Regions from separate parts of the Mus musculus genome. Here region 2 is linked to region 1. Evidence: chromatin loops called from intact Hi-C (ENCODE). Cell type or tissue: gastrocnemius. All regions are shown on one strand.

Evidence for each region. Hi-C counts contacts between places; a loop is a spot of excess contacts. Peaks named below come from ENCODE experiments on the same cell type or tissue, not always from the same donor. Only the 100,000 strongest peaks of a DNase experiment are listed, where the experiment ranks them.
Region 2: a loop joins it to region 1, with 2.4 times the contacts of the local background. A loop is called at or near these places in 2 of 42 quality-filtered maps.

The regions. Positions count from the first base shown.
Region 1 is chr6:127,560,585-127,563,084 of GRCm38, reverse strand. Cracr2a (calcium release activated channel regulator 2A) reads right to left here and starts at 1,749. Exons shown (of 19, transcript NM_001368877.1): 1 at 1,664-1,749. In gastrocnemius, CTCF peaks have their summits at 1,349 (motif pointing left) and 1,808; DNase peaks (open chromatin) are centred at 1,345 and 1,764; H3K4me3 peaks cover 836 bases; H3K27ac peaks cover 434 bases.
Region 2 is chr6:127,624,233-127,626,732 of GRCm38, reverse strand. Cracr2a (calcium release activated channel regulator 2A) reads right to left here. Exons shown (of 19, transcript NM_001368877.1): 7 at 808-898. Among named protein-coding and RNA genes, the nearest start is that of Cracr2a, 64 kb to the right of the region's middle. In gastrocnemius, a CTCF peak has its summit at 1,357 (motif pointing right); a DNase peak (open chromatin) is centred at 1,422.

The DNA of each region.
Region 1 (2,500 bases):
ATCCGCAACTACAACTGTCACCCACCCACCTACCAAGCTCTTTGTACAGCATCTCTGGTGCCACCCCTCACTCTGCATTCCACCCAGCCCTGCTCAAGCGTACACAGTCACCTTCCCAGGTCTCTTGCAGCCTCGAGCATGGGTGGCTTCCACCTCTGTCACAGATGTTGTAGGCTTCTGAGCCCCGTTCCAACAGAAGCCATCATGGTACCCCAGGACTGACCCTAATGCTCAGACTCCCTGGTCAAACATTCAAGGCCCTCTTGCCCTCTGCCCCAGGCACTGCCCCTTAATGCATCGAGCCTGCCATTACATCCCCTGGTTCTTCAGCACAACTTCAAGAGGTGTCCCTCCAAGAGCATCCACACTTAGCTTCTTCCTCAAGATCTGAAGGCCACATCTGGCTTGTCATGCCTGCCCCGCTCCTTCCAGAAGGAACAGCACCACCTCCTCCAGACCCCCCGAGCATCGCAGTGTAATATTTCAGAAAAGCCAAGGGACCTCTGGGTCACACCTCTTTATTTTTTAATTTCTTTTTTTTTTTTTTTAGCATCCCCAGACAAAACATTGTAGGGTAGCTTTCATAGACGACTATTATCCATAAGGACATGCATATTCATTCCTCCTAAAGAGGGCCATGAACCTGACCCCTCAAACTGAACTCTGACTTTGTGTGGACACACTGTCCTGGCTGCACACCCCTTTGCCTGCATCACTGATAACACTACTTCTTATGTACCAGCTTCTTCCAGAAATAAGGGACTCACCACCTTATGCGATGTGCCAATCAGGTTCTACCTCTTGGCCTGTCACCTTTGTAGACAGCCACTCATTGACACTTTCTGCCTTCTGAAGTCAAAGGCTAATACAGTAGGGATCCCTGGTTTCCTCCACAGAGGCAAACTGGGCAGGTTCCCTTTAGGGGTTGTGTGGTTAGTGGGAAGACGTGTGGATTGTGAGACTTTCCTGAAATCAAGGGTAGACATCACTGTGCTCTGGTACACAATTATGTGGTACACACGTATGTGCTTACACACAATACACACGCGCACACACACACACACACACACACACACACACACACACACACCACATCTGGGACAGATACAGCACAAGGTCATTGAGTCATACAGCCAGATCACAGGACAAATGGGGATCAGGAGGAAGCTACACCCCAGGATCCCTCCACCTCATCTCTCCCTCTGCTCTGGGAAGTTTTTGGTCTTTTTTTTTTTTTTTTTTTTTTTTTTTAACTGTCTCTCTGAGTTTATTTCCCTGTGAGGTAGCAATTCTTACCCCTGTGCTGGGCCCACGTGCCAGCGGCTCCCAGCAGCTCCCCCTGCTGTCCAGCAGTGTGAATTTCTAGTCACTTCACCAATAAAGTCTTAGTTTCCTCTGTAAAACAGTCTGGGTGTGACTGAAGGGTCCGAGGGGATGGGGGCTCTTTCTAAACCCTGGTGCTCCTAAGCTTTTATAGTCCCTTTTAGGGTGCAGGGCAGAGGGCCTAACCAGGCCTGGGGAAGCCAAGGCTGGGATGCTTGTCCCAGGGTGCATGCAGTCCAGGCCAGCCTCTCCTTGTGTTTTGCTGGTCTGCAGGAAGTGCGTTCTCTGCTGCCCAGCAGAGGGTTTGGGGCGAAGCCTCCCAAGACCTTCCTCCGATTACCTGCAGGGGCGTCCAGTGCGGCTGTCCGAGTTGTCCCCCTGCCTTCTGACTCGCAGCTGTCAGGAATTCGCCGGCCAGCCGGATCTGGTCCGCTGTCCCCGCCTCCGGCTGCATGGCTGGTCCAGCCCCAGCAGCGCCCCACTGCGCGCGCTCCAGGATCTACACCATACCGTGGTGTCCCAGCTTAGCGAAGCAACTTGTGACTGACTACTAAAGCCTGCAGTCTGGGTGGCGAGGGCGGGGCCGTCGCTGACTGGAGCCCAAGACTTCCTGTGCCCCCTCTTTGCTGGTCTTTGCCTTAGAGGACCCTTGCTCAATGAGCCAAGGGAGTCTGTCTCCAGAGCCTCTCTTTGCACTAAAAGCCAGGCACCAGTCTGGGCTTTGTGGACCTGCTAGAGAGAACTCATTCACCCTGAAAAACCGGCTTCAGCTGCTCTCTTTGCACTTAGAAACCAAGGGGATTTTGTTCTTGATGCTTGTCTGATCTTATGTATTCTAGGGTGGGCAGGAATGCGTGCTCAATTAAAGTCCATGCAACACGTGCCTTTAAACAAAGTATTCAATAAATCTTCAAAAACTTCCATGCTTGAAGATAGCCCTTCAGCCGAGTCCACTGCTCCCTACCAAGCTGTAAGCTCATCTTCCAGTTTCGCCACTCGACCCTCAAACATACAGCTCTGCACCAAAGCTGCTACCTGTTGCAAATACCAGGTGCCTTTTCTGGCTGCTAAGACCTCTATCTTTACCCAGAATTCCCCTCTTTCTTCTTTTCCCGTTGGAAACCTACCCATCCAGGCTCCATGAAATATCAGTTTAGGGACCTTTCCCCAAACACTG
Region 2 (2,500 bases), 64 kb before region 1:
ACACATTTCCTTCCTTCCTTGCTTGCTTCTTTCCCTTTTTCTTCTTCCCATTTTCTTCTTCTTCTTCTTCTTCTTCTTCTTCTTCTTCTTCTTCTTCTTCTTCTTCTTCTTCTTCTTCTTCTTCTCCTTCTTCTTCTTCTTCTTCTTCTTCTTCTTCTTCTTCTTCTTCTTCTTCTTCTTCTTCTTCTTCTTCTTCTTTTCTCTCTCTCTCTCTCCCCCTCCCTCTCCTTTCTTCTCCTTCTCTCCAATCCATCCAACAAAATCCATACATTTATCTTTCTTCAGCTATCTATCCATCTATCCATCCATCCATCCATCCATCCATCCATTCCATCTATCCACCCATCCATCCAGTCATCTATCCATCCATTCCATCCATCAGTCCCATCCATCCATTTACCCTCTCTCCTTCCTGGCTCCCTCCCTCCTTTTCTCCCCTTTTTCCTCCATTCCCTCCTGTCAGTCCATCCATGCACACCTCCATGCATTCACATGCTCACTCACACATTGATTGAGCAAACACCCACGGGGCATCTCCTATAGCCCAGACATGCTCAGGTAACCGAGGCAGAATTAGTAAGCAAATAAACTTACATGCTAGGAGGAAGAAACAGACAATATGGAATAAAAGTAAATATGTATTCTACATACTTTGCTTGGAGGTGGTAAATGCCTGAACATTAAAGCAGAAAAAGAAAAGGTCACAAGAAGGAGCTAGGATCCTTCTTACTAGGGAAAGGTACTCAGAGTAGGCAGGTCTACCAGTTAGCCGTCCCCTAGCACGCGGCATAGGAGTGAAACACTCACTTTCAGGAGGAACTGCTCCCTCTCACTTTTGATCTGCTGCTCCATCTCCTCATAGAGATGCTGGATTTCTTCATCGTAAGCAGCAATTTTCCTGGAGGGACAAATGAAGAAGCTGACAGGGTTTCCCCAAGATCCACTTATCCCACAGCCATAGTTCCTGGAGCTGAGACCCTGGGGCCATGAACAGTTGAGGGACTGTGTAAGTCAGGCCAGCCAAGGCTCAGTCCTTCAAGGCTGACTAACCAGGCAAGGCTGCTGTTCACAGAGGCCAGCTACATAGACTGTGGTTGCTAAAAGGCATCGTGAGCCTGCTGTCTTCCAGATCAGTGCCAGACCACCAGGGCACTTCCCAATACAGATACACCCCACATTTCTTCCTTGACTCTGCTTTACTCTGAGCCCTGGTCTCCTGCACTTTCAATCCCTACGCTGATACCTCTGCAGGTAGACAGTCTGAAACTGCACCCGGTAGGGATCCTTCCTGCTCAGCACCTCAGTGAATCCCATTCCAGTTTGGGGGCCTTCTCTACTTTTCTACACCAAGCCTGACACTGTACCACCAGAGGGCGCTAGTGCAATTGTGAGCTTAAGTCCACACTGTTCCCAAAGATTTCCTGAGGATGAAGGTCTATGCAAAGGAAGGGGTCTCATGCCATCCCGGGCACAGGGCCAGAGATGCACAGCAGGAGGCTGGTGGTGCTGGTTAATGGCTGGGGATGACACTGAGGTGACCTATTCCTGCTCCATCTCTCAGCAACCTCTCCGCAGCATGAGAGCCCATAGGGCATGAAGTGAGTAGGGGGATAAGCACATGCCACTATACCTGGATGTTTCTCCTCCCTCCCTCCGTTCCTCTCCCTCTTCCTCTCTCCCTCTCCCTCTCTCTCTCCTTTTCCCTCTTCCTCTCCCTCTCTTTCTTATGTGGTTTCTGAGAATGGAACTACTCAGGTCCTGGTGTTTTTAAGGCAAGCTCTTCCCCAACAGAGCTACCTTCCAGGCCATGGTAGCAACATTTTCACAACTTTTCTCTGGCCATGCATGGAGAACCTCCCCTCTGGCCCTCACTTCCTATTCTTTCCCCTCTCTTGTAGAAAGAACTCCAGCTTGGCATTGTGGCTCTCAAGAACCATTTTGAAGGTGTAGTGCACACACACACACACACACAATGTCACTTGCAACACTAAACTCCAAGCTGGCAGGCCCACTGTGACCTTCACACTGTGACCTTCATGGATGGTCATGCTACTAACAGAGGAAGCAGCCTCATCTTCAGCTCTAAGAAGTACTGGGAAGATACCTGGACAAACGTAAAGGATAAGAATGTAACTACTCCCCTGAGCCCTCCACCCTTTCACCCTCGTCCCATGTTCACTTTGGACTCCCATCTAAGGCCAGGCTTCCATTATTGTTCCAGGCTTTTCCATGGCCCAGTCACTGTCCTATCTTCTTCTTCAGGGAGTGGGCTTCACCACATGTAAACACTAAGTAAGCAACACGGATAAACCATTTTGACTGGCATTTTTCCAGCTCTTGAGAAACCAAGCGCTGGACCCAGACAAAAACACTGGCTTGAGAGCCATGGTCCCAGACAGCATCTCAGACTCTGAATTCCAGCTCACTGCTCTCCCCAAAGCCAGAAACTTGAAGCAATGGCACAGTGGTTTCGGGTTGTGCTCAGCGAAGATGCCGGTCT